Linked DNA regions of Homo sapiens: region 1 is linked to region 2. A link is a contact called in ENCODE Hi-C or POLR2A ChIA-PET data. All regions are on one chromosome and are shown on one strand. The core of a region is the stretch at or near the end of the contact, and the rest is flanking DNA. Distances in the headings are between cores, read along the strand shown. Region 1 holds the start of BOD1 (biorientation of chromosomes in cell division 1). Region 2 holds the start of UBTD2 (ubiquitin domain containing 2).

Region 1 (5,572 bases), core at 905-3,404, 1.3 Mb after region 2:
GTGCAAAGTAAATTACAGACATCTGTTCAATTTCCCCTAAATACTTCAGCAGTCTGGGGTGGGGCCCAAAATGTGCATTTCTAACAAGTTCTCAGGTGATGCTGATGTTAATCCAAGCACCACGCTTTGAGAACCACTGGGCTGAAGCAACAAAGGTCTCAGATAAGATATGCCTGAAAAAACACTATCTTCAAGAACTAAAACAACCTGGAATTCTCAGAAGGAACAGCTAAGGAGCTGTACATGGGAAGGTTCCAACCACTCTCCCTCACCAGCCGCTCAAGAGGGTAGTCCCCTCCCCCCTCAGGGGATACGTTCCAAGATCCCCAGTGGGTGCCTGAAACCTCAGGTAGTACTGAACCCTATATACACTACGCATGAATGTCTTTGAGGGCCATTATGAAGTAAAATAGGGGTTACCTGAACACAAGTACTTCCATACCGCAACAATTGGGTAAATGAAACCGCAGAAAGCAAAACCTTGGATGGGGCGGGCTACTGTAGTCGCTTTTGTTTTAAAATCACACACAAAACCTAACGGAATATAAGAAATATGAATGGAGAACTTGTCCTAGGAAAGGTGAAAGCTCTGTCAATACAGATCTGGGATGTATATGTATTAAATTACTTTGTTTCAAGGACAGACTTCTAGTTGGGCTTTTCATCTTGGAGAAGGAACAGTGTATACCACTTTCTCTCTCTACATCCGTATTTACCACCTGGTTTATTTACATGTCAGTTTTCTAACCTAGACTATAAGTTTTGAGGATGGGGTAGTGACTTATTCCTGTAATCGCACAGCTTGGCAACTAGAGGCCAATAAACGTTCAACGAATAAACAGACTACGTTTTTCCCTATCTTAAGGTCTAATTCTAAGCTCACAATCTTGCTGTGAGGTAAGCAAAATGTTTCCATGACAGGCTCTGGTAGGAGAAATCACTACCCTGCAGGAGTCCAGTGACAGGGTCTCCTAACCTACAACCACAGTCGTGGCTAGACAAGTTTTGAAAAGGAAGAAAATGAACATTCCAGCAACTACTGTATGTCTGATACTTAACACCCATTATTTCATTGAATCCAAACCACCCTGACGAGTAGGTAAAGTGAAATAGCGTTTTACTGGTGGGACTGACCAATGGCATTAGGATCTCAACTAGGCACCAAATCTCCTTTTATCAATGATGAAGTGCAAAATAAGGGTGCTGTTTCTACAATTTATCTTAATTCAACGCCGTACTAGTCTGCAAAACAATGAGCTAGAGAAAAGGAATAAACAGCTATAAAATGGTGATGACTGTGTGTTCAAATCATTGTGTTTAATGCCAGCTTCTCAGTGGTGAGTACGGAACAGGTGGAAATTCTAAAGCACGCTTGCTTATCTACTTGGTTTCGAAGTTTGTTATTAAGGGCCTCAGAGGAGTTCCATCTTGGGAATGATACGGTCTAGGCTCTAAAACCCACATTGAAACCCCAAGTTCGGAGAAGGGACTGGGTAAAATCACAACTAGTAGTAAATGTATCAGGCAGGAACCCACGTGTGCATCGCTCAGAAAGCTCTCCGTACTGCCCCAAGCGGTGTAAGACCTCACCGCTGAGATTTCTAAGCTATCTTTTGTTTTGCTCTCGGCTTTCGAAAATCAAAGCTGCCACCCGGCGGCCTCACGTGCAGCCCCGCTCCCCAACGCCCAGGCGGCCGCAGCTACCTTGGTGTCCACGTCGGCCAGGCAGTCCCGGCGGAAGCTGTCAAAAAGGCCCCGGCTCTTGAGCTGCTCCACGATGAGAGCGATGAGCTGCGGGTCGCCGGGAGGCAGCGAGGCCGGGTTGATGGGGCCACCGCCCCCGCTGGCCCCAGTAGCGCCAGTCGCTGCCCCGGCAGAGGCCTGGCTAGTTCCGCCGCCGCCCACCGCGCCAGTTCCCCCGCCGCCGCCGCCGTCCGCCATGGCTGCGCCCCGGGCCCACAAGGGAGAACGACTATAGCTTCTTCTCCAGGACAGAAGGCCTAGAACGTGTAGAGGTGGTGAAGGGGGCGGTGAAGGAGGAGGGCCCCAAGGCGGCAGCGGCGGAGGTGGCGATGGCGGCAGGGGCGGTGGTGGGGGCGGCGGCGGCGAAGGCCCCCTCTGATACAGCAGAGGTTGTGGTGGACGCGGCAGAAACGGCCTGCTCGATTCCAGGCGCACCCCAGATGGCGTCAACGTTGACCTTTGCATTGTGGGGCGGGAAGTTTTCTGTGGCCATCTCCGGCGTTCTTTATAGGCAGCGGCCTAGCCGAGAGAAACTACAACTCCCGGCAGGGTTCGTGCTTGCTCGTCGCGATTTCGCGGGGTAATATGGGAACTGTAGGCGCAGGCCTCGTGATCGCTGCAACCCGCCAGGCCTTCCCCGCCAGGCCTTCCCCGCCCACTCTCTGCTCACTTCCCATTCAATCAACACGTCCCAGCAGTGCCCGATTATAACAGTCATCTGTGGAGCTGATTAAAAGTATAGATTACCAGAATTATTTCTTAAAGATTTTTATCCAGTATTTACGGGTCGAGACCTAGCAATCTGTGCTTCAGCATGCACTCCCACGTCCTTCTTGAACAACATGTTCCGGGAAATTCCGGAAACAGTGGAACAGTCAAACTTCTATTGTTCAGAAATTTGTGAGTTTCCCTCCTTTTGGTTTTAATAGCAATGCATACTCATTTTAGAAAATTGGAAAATAACGGAAAAGTGTGAAGAAGAAAATAAAAGTTTTCCTTAAGTCTGTCTTATATGTGTGTGGATTTCCTCCCAAATATTAAATATTGTCAATCATAAGCCAATATTGAATAATTGAAAAGTGTCAGGCGTGATGCTATGCACTTTCCACGCACTTCTTCACGATAATTTAAAAAAGCAGATACATACTACTATTATTGCTATTTACAGACGTAGAAATGGAGGCAGAAGAAAGTTTGTTAACCTAATCACATACCTAGAGGTAGAAAAGTAGGATTTGAACCCAGGTTTTGAGGATCTAAATCTTGCATTTTAGCCTGAGGTATCCTGAGAGCTAGTTGGTATCCCACAATAGGTAAGGCTTTATATCCTGATTTTTTTAAGTAGCCACAATTCACCATTGGAATCCTATAGCTGCCACCATTATCCTCTCTTCCCTTCATCTTTTGCCTATTGTTAGCTCAGCTCCCCCTCCCAACCTCAGCAATTATGTCTGCTATTGTTGTTTCCTCATCTTACACAAGCAGCAGAGGGGATGTAAATAGCAAATTCTGCAATATCCTTGGCTCCTGCGAAGATGCAGAATTGGCAAAGATCCAGGATGTTCTCCACACCAATATTTAGTACTCAAGACAGTTTAATTTTTTTTTCTTTTTTTTTTTTGAGACAGAGTCTCACTCTATCGCCCAGGCTGGAGTGCAGTGGTGCAATCTTGGCTCACTGCAGCCTCCACCTCCTGGGTTCAAGCAATTCTCCTGCCTCAGCCTCCCGAGTAGCTGGGATTACAGGCGCATGCCACCATACCTGGCTAATTTTAGTATTTTTAGTAGAGATGGGGGTTTCACCATGTTGGCCAGGCTGGTCTTGAATTCCTGACCTCAAGTGATCTACCCGCCTCAGCCTCCCAAAGTGCTGGGATTACAGGTGTGAGCCACCACACCTGTCCAAGAGAGTTTAAATTAACCCTCAAAAGAAACATTCAGGTGTTGGATTATACTCATCCTCTAACACCAGCTCAATCATTCACAATGGGTCAGTTAATGACAAACATTCTCTCTTAATAGCTCACCATCCTTGAGATTACCTAATGTCTGTTCCTACTGGTTGACTCTACACTGATCACTCACCTTTAACCCCAGGAGAAGCCCAGTTCAGGCTGCCTCAGCCCCAGGTTCTTTCTTCTGCAAGCCCTTGATCACTCTGACTAGTCCCTTCTCCATTTTTGGCACCCCACATCTTACTCTCCTTCCTCAGGGAAAATTCTTCTGACCCCTAGATCCAATGAGATATTTCCTCCATGCTACAGAAACTCAAAGCCTCATTTTTTGTAGCAATTATTATAATTGGAAGTGAATGATTTACAGACAAATTGGCCACCTGAGTCCCCTGATAGGGTGTAATATTTAGAATGGGGACCACGACTTGTTCATCACTGTGTCTCCAGCTCTTAGCACGATAGTTCTTAGCTCAAAGAGAATGTATAAATTCCTGTCTGTTTCCTAAAGCTGTGGGATAGCATCACAGAGTGCGTGGGTAGGATTATGTGTAGCCATAATCTTCAGAAAAGAAGGAGCATTCTAGCAGGAGATGATGGATGAATCTGTCATGACTTAAATAGGTAAGTGATCCTGGAGATTGTCTGCACTTGGTTCACACTGTGACAATTTCACTATCTGTCATGGGGACCTGTGTCTTGGTTGCTGGGTCTCTGAACATTGACAAAAGGCTGCATTCTGTATCCATGACCTTCCCTCTGCAATCAAAGTAAATGATGAGGGATAAAAGGGGAAGGGGATGAGGAGTGAAGATGATCAAGCTGAAGGGAGGCTTATTATTTATCCAAACCGTGGAATAGGAGGCCTCCACAACATCCAAAATGTATTCTTCCCTTCAAGAGACATGTAATACACACCAGCAGTCATCAGAGAGCGCCATTGCTGTATTAATAATCCAAAACATTCGGAAATGGCTGTGCGGAACATTGTTTTAACTTTGGCTTAGGTAGTAATCTGGTTTTCAGGTATCCTTCACGTAGCAAATTGTTGTTGCTTCTCAGTATTAAAACTTGTCTGTAATAAGTTGCCCGACCCCAAAGAATTACGCATTTTAGGTGCTGGAATATTTTTTGTTGAAGGCCACATGAAAAAGTAGAACTTCCCCAAGCCCAAATCTAGACCTCACTGAAACTGGAAAAGAAATGAGATCTATCATTTGCCAAGGGAGATATAAGAAAGTAGTCACATGTATGGACTTTTTGCATCAGGTGACACTGGATTGGAATCCCAGCTGGCAAAGCTGGATCATCCCTCTGAACCTTAGTTTCCCCAGGACAGTGGAGAGGCTTAAGTGCCATTTCGGCAATCCATTTTAGCACAATTCCTGGTCTTTAGCAAATGTTTAATAACATATTATCATCATGAATTTACATTTGGGTCAGGAGGTGATTTAATTAACTTCTATTTCTCCTCTTAGCCTCTAAATTCCACAAAGGCAGGGATTGTCCATTTCAACCATCATTGCATCCCTAGCACCAAGAACAGTGCCTGGGACATCAGGCTCTCCACAAATATATGACGGATGAATGAAAAACAATAAAGGATGAGTGAATGGGAAATTTACTCTTCTAGGTATAGGATAAGGCCATTTAAGACTTTTGATAATGCCCTGGACCAAATGTCAGAATATAGTCAATATTCAGAGGGGTCAAGTACAATCTAGGAATCTGTCCATAATATATGACTAAACTGGACTAAGAGTCTGGGGCTTGGAGCAGGCCCAAGGTTAGAAGATAATCTGGGAGTTGCCTTGGTAACCTTCCGACCTTCTAATCGAAGATCCTGGTCCTGAAGCGAGAGCATTCCAGAGCCCTAA
Region 2 (5,898 bases), core at 539-3,038:
TTTTTAAAGCCCATATTAATAATGCCTGTCTGGTCATAAGTCACACTACCAAAAGGCTTAAATAAATTAATCCACATACATTACGGAGAAGAGCAAAATGCTTATGACAATATTAAAATGAGTGTGAAAAAAATTTAATTAAAACTAAACACTAGCGATAACAAATACTAATATATTTCAGAATCATTAATGATCAACACAATTAGAGGAAGATTCATTTTGATCCTTCAATTTCACCTTAACCCAAGGCTGTTTTAAATCGTGCCCTTTTTATCTTCCTGCTTTGTTGTCACTGAGGATCTCAATATGCCAGTAATAATGCTACGACATAAAATACACTATAAAGTAGCATTTTCATGGACTTTTTCAAGACAACTTCCACTGAGTTCTCAAGTTATTTACCCAGGATTTAGTCATACAGGATACCCACAGATTTTAATAAAGTGGCATGGCTAACCATCATGGAATTCAGGAAATCCATTAGCCAAAAAACTTAGGTGTACATGGTTTGTGAAGAGAGCTTAAGTGACAGGGCAAGCAACTGGTCTAAATGTTAGTATGCTACGAAAAAGTTGTAAACCCTCCCATACCCAAACAATTTAAAAATTTACAGACATGCACATTTTAAGGCAGCTAACATTAGGTCACAAATCAAACCAACGCTGTCATCTTTGCCTAAAGGCTGTTTATCACTAAAATATTCTACAGAATGGACGTAACCAAAGGTCACTTAAATAAAGATAGAACTAATTTTATTATTATACTGCCATACTACAACTACTACTGATTGAATTAAAATACCTATCCTCAGCACGCTTTTACTATAAAGTAGGAGTGCGTTCCCGTGTTAGAAAACTTTTAAAGTACTGATCTTACTGGGTGGGGTAAGTCAGGGTCCAACTGCACTTGTACTTTTATCCTACATATTTTCCTTCTACGTAAGACAGATGGGAATGTGATTAGCCCACCCCGACAGCACACCGGCCTAACACCCCCAAGCTCTAGCTAGGAGCCACGTTTTACCCGGGAAGACCGTTTCCCCACCCCTCCTTAATACAATGCCTGCGGCCACTGGAGACTCCTCCAGCCGAGCTCCAGAAACTCGCAGGTTTAAATGGCCAATCTGGAACCAACCGGGGCAGCTGTCATCTGAAACTCAGGAAAGCTGAGACCAGCCAACTCCACAGAACAAGGAAGGGTGCGGAAAGATGTGGCGGGGCCCGTCGGAGGGAACGCATCAAGCTCCCTCCCCCCGCCATCAATTCGCTTTTCTGCAACCCCGGCGCCGCCATCCTGATCCTCAATAATTAAACGGCCTGGAGAGGGAGTGAGGTGGCCAGAAGGGCAGCTTCGGGTCCGACTTCCCCGAGCCGAGCGGGGCGGTCGGCGAGGCCAAGGGCTACGTCCCCGGCGCTCAGAGGACTTTTCTTCAGGGCTGGGGCGGGAAGGGGCGACCCCCGCGGCTGGCAGGACAGCCGGAAGCGGAGCGCGGGGAATGACGTGGAAGAGGGGATGACAAAGGGGCGCGGGGGCCCGGCGCGGCCCGCGGGGGTCGGGACAGGTGGCCGGGCCTGGCCGGGAACAATGGGGGGCCGAGGCTGCCCCCTGGCGCTCACCTACCTCCGGTGCCCTCCGAGTTCTCGTTGAGGCTGCCCGAGGAGTCGTGCTGGGCGCCCACACACCCGCCCATGGGGGCCCCCGGCGCCTCGTCCGCCACCTCCGGACGCTCGTCCGGGCCCGCCGCCGCCGCCGCTGCAGCCTCCTCCGGCGCCACCGCCGAGCTCCGGACAGGCGCGCCGCTCCGCTCGCCCGCCGCGGCCCAGCCTCCGCCCCCCTCGCCGCTCCACCCACCGCCTTGGCTCGGCCCCTTCCTCCGCGCCCACTTCTACCTCAACCCCCGGGCCGCCCGCCCGGCAGGCCTGGCCCGCGCGCCGCCCTCGCCTTCGGCTCAGCCCCGCCAGGCCAGGGCTGGCCCATCCCGGGCGGGCCGCAGCGCCCGCCTCGCCCCCTCACAGCCCCGCACACCCGAGTCCAGGCGAGCCCCGCGCCGGCGCCTCGCGTCCGCCAGGACCCATCGGCCCCCGGCCCGCGGCGCCGCCCTCCGCACCCACGGCCTGGGCTCGGCCCGGCCCGCCCGGAATCGCCGGAGAAGGGCGGGGCCACCGGAGGCCGCGCTCTGATTGGCTGCGGGCGGGGCTGCGAGCGGAGCGGGGCGAGGGTGAGGCGGGGGAGGGGACGCAGGGGGCTAGGTGGGGGGAGGACTGCAGGCGGGGGGAGGACTGGAGGCGAGGGGAGGAGGAGAGAGGGAGGACGGGAAGAAGAAAGGAGAGGGAAGAAGGGAGGGAAAGCAGGAAAAAGCCGAACAAAAGTGAGAAAAGAGGAGTGGGAAGGGGCGAAATCGAGTTCCTGGCTCCTCGGCCGTCGGCTCCTTCTTGCTGGTGGAAGCGGGTCGCACGGGGGAACCGAGAAGTAGTCGTGGAAGACTCGCAGGCGGGGACGGGGCGGTTTCCCAAATAACGGGGGCTCGGGGGAGAGTGTCCTGGCCGAACGTTGAGGTCCCAGCGCCCTTTGAATTTGTATGGCGCTCCGTGGGTTGGTACCCCGAATCTGGGCTTCCTCTTGCCTGCCCACCCCCGTCTTCCCTAAAATCATGGGGCCCCATTATTAGGGGTGGAGGCAGTGGTTGTGGCAAACCAAACTGAGATTAGAGGCGAGGCGTCCTGATGGAACGCCTGGAAAGAAGAGATAAACGCTGACCTTAGTTCAGGGGGCGTGGGTTTCTTTCATTTTCACGGGATTAATGATTCAAACAATACTACTTATCAAGATCCTGCCTTTGGGTATCTTAAATCGTCCTTAGGCCAAAGTGAAGTGTAAATGAGTGAAACACCCTGCCTTTTCGAATCTAGAATTTGGGACATTGACCACGCCCAACATTCTTGGCGGTTACTTTTCCAATCTCAGCCAAATTGTTAATGGTCCCTTTAGAATTGTGCTTCGTGCTATGATGCCTTAAAATTGTTATCATCCTGCTTGGGACTTTCTAAAGCTTATTTCTGCCTAAGAAGCTGTTTTAACTATCTGCTCCATTTTTATATCAGACTTTCTTTTTTTAACATCCTGGGTCAGCTTTTGCTTAGCACGAAAAAAAATTTTTTAAGTTGAAATACCTAAGAAAGAGATGCTCTGCAGCTTGGGATTTGCATTTAAATATATTCTCATACATTGCTGGTGGGAGTGTAAATTGGTTCAATCTTTTTTGCAAAGCAATTTGGCAATGCAGATCAAGAGCCTTAAAAATGTTCATATCCTTTGACTCGGGATTATTCCACATCTGGAAATCTAGCTCACAGAAATAGATCAAGCTATTATACAAAGATTTAGATCTCTGTATTCATTTGATAAAAAGACAGTAGACAAGCAAAACCTACACTTAGGTTAAAACACAGAAATGTCGTGAGATATAGAAATCTGCTATATTAAACTCATCCTGAAGAATTAGTATTGTCCTCAGTTGTGGTCCTGAACATTCCAAAAAGAGCTTATGCCATCGATGTTATTATGAGTTTTCAGAGGTTGCTCTGACATCAGGGGCTGTGTCACAAAGCCTTCTGTCTGATCATTTTCAACTAACTATACACGTTGGCAGACACATCACTTCATCACTTCCCTGAAGAAGAGAAGCTGCATGCCGAATATTTGCAAAGAGATTGCTTTGTCCTGAATTTCACTCTAGAAATTGCAGAAACCAAGACTTCCACGATGTCTATTAAACAGATGGTAGGCACCCAAATGATGAGGGCTCTCCGATGAGCACTGAGGAGTTGGCACTAGGAAGAGAGAGCAATCTCGGGGAGAGATTCTCAGCAATAGATGTTCTCCACCCTGCCTTTATCTTAGAGACACATTTCCCAGGAGGCAGAGTAGTGTCGCAGTCAGGGCCCCAGCTTGGCGATTAACTTCCTGGATTGGAATCTGGCTTTCATCGTGTACTAGCTATATGGTCTGAAGTTTCTGCCAGACATGGTGGCTCACGCCTGTGATCCCAGCACCTTGGGAGGCTGAGGTGGGAAGCTCACTTGAGCCCAGCTGTTTCAGACCAGCCTGAGCAACATAGGGAGACCCTGTCTCTACGAAAAAATTTTAAAAATTAGCGGGGCGTGGTGGTGAGCGCCTGTAGTCCCAGCTACTCAGGGGGCTGAGGTGGGAGAATTACCTGAATCCAGAGAGGTGGAGGCTACAGTAAGCTGTGATCGCGCCACTGCACTCCAGTGTGGGTGACAGAGCGAGACCCTGTCTCAAAAAAAGAAAAAAGAAAGTTTGGCCGGGCACGGTGGTTCATGCCTGTAATCCTAGCACTCTGGGAGGCCGAGGCGGGCGGATCACGAGGTCAGGAGTTGGAGGCCAGCCTGGCCAATATGGTGAAATCCCATCTCTATTAAAAATACAAAAATTAGGCTGGGCGTGGTGCCTCATGCCTGTAATCCCAGCATTTTGGGAGGCTGAGGCAGGCGGATCACAAGGTCAGGAGATCGAGACCATCCTGGCTAACATGGTGAAACCCCGTCTCTACTAAAAATACAAAAAATTAGCCGGGCGTGGTGGCAGGCGCCTGTAGTCCCAGCTACTCAGGAGGCTGAGGCAGGAGAATGGCGTGAACCCGGAAGGCGGAGCTTGTAGTGAGCAGAGATCGCGCCACTGCACTCCAGCCTGGGCAACAGAGCGAGACTCCATCTCAAAAAAAAAAAAAAAAAAAAAAAAATTAGCCAGGCGTGGTGGCTCGCACCTGTAGTCCCAGCTACTTGGGAGTTTGAGGCAGAAGAATAGCTTGAACCCGGAGGGCGGAGGTTGTAGTGAGCTGAGATCTTGCCACTGCACTCCAACCTGGGCGATAGAGTGAGACTCCATCTAAAAAAAAAAAAAAAAAAAAGTTTATGTGGAGTTCAGTTTCCTCACCTGTAAAATTGGGCCAAAAATAATGCTCCAAACTCTGTGGGGCTTTTCATCAACTCTTTATTTCATGTCTAGCATCATCTATCTAAATTTACTGCAGGCAGGCACAGTGGCTTCGGCCTATAATCCCAACACTTTGGGAGGCTGAGGCGGGCAGACCGCCTGTGGTCAGGAGTTTGAGACCAGGTTGACCAACGTGGTGAAACCCCGTTTCTACTAAAAATTCAAAAATTAGCTGGGCATGGTGGCGTGTGCCTGTAATCCCAGCTACTCGGAAGGCTGAGGCAGGAGAATCACTTGAACCTGGGAGGCAGAGGTTGCAGTGAGCCGAGATAGCACCACTGCACTTTAGCCTGGGCCACAGAGCAAGACTGACTCCAAAAAAAAAAAACTGACTGCATAGCACTTTCTATCAAAACAATTCCTTCTTTGTGTGTGTGTGTGTGTGTGTGCACATGTGCTTTTCTACTGTTTTATAGTATCTTTATTAAGATATTCATATACCATGTATTTCACCAGTTTATTTTTAATTGACAAATAACTGTATTATGAGGTCACAGTGTGATGTTTAGATACATGTTTACAATGTGGAATGACTAGGCTAATTAACAAATCCATCACCTCACGTATTTGTCTTTTTTTTTTTTGAGACGTAGTCTTGTTGTTGCACAGGCTGGAGTGCAGTGGCACAATCTGAGCTCACTGCCACCTCTGCCTCCTGGGTTCAAGCGATTCTCCTGCCTCAGCCTCCCAAGTTACTGGGATTACAGGCGCCTGCCACCACGCCCAGCTAATTTTTGTAATTTTAGTAGAAATGGGGTTTCGCCATGTTGGCCAGGCTAGTCTCAAATTGCTGACCTCGTGATCTGCCCACCTTCGCCTCCCAAAGTGCTGGGATTACAGGCGTGAGCCACCGTGCCCCGAGCCACTGCGCCCCGTCCACGT

The links. Hi-C counts contacts between places; a loop is a spot of excess contacts on that map. ChIA-PET counts read pairs that join two places held with the same protein, here RNA polymerase II (POLR2A). Pooled maps may share reads with other maps.
Region 1: a map of ascending aorta shows a loop between it and region 2 (4-fold over the local background). The contact joins the promoter of BOD1 here to the promoter of UBTD2 in region 2. A Hi-C loop is called at or near these places in 2 of 168 maps with a recorded cell type or tissue (CD4-positive, alpha-beta memory T cell and ascending aorta) and 15 of 50 pooled maps. POLR2A ChIA-PET finds 5 or more read pairs at or near these places in 1 of 52 experiments (T-cell).

What each region holds. Positions count from the first base shown.
Region 1 is chr5:173,614,496-173,620,067 of GRCh38, forward strand. BOD1 (biorientation of chromosomes in cell division 1) reads right to left here and starts at 2,155. Exons shown (of 4, transcript NM_138369.3): 1 at 1,705-2,155. The coding sequence starts at 1,941. RefSeq lists silencers at 1,962-2,011, 2,022-2,091 and enhancers at 2,072-2,331, 2,352-2,431.
Region 2 is chr5:172,281,976-172,287,873 of GRCh38, forward strand. It overlaps UBTD2 (ubiquitin domain containing 2), which reads right to left and starts at 1,789. Exons shown (of 3, transcript NM_152277.3): 1 at 1,621-1,789. The coding sequence starts at 1,690. It overlaps LOC100288254 (a long non-coding RNA gene), which reads left to right and starts at 3,622. Exons shown (of 2, transcript NR_130933.1): 1 at 3,622-3,780. RefSeq lists a silencer at 1,382-2,291 and enhancers at 1,866-2,466, 2,467-3,066.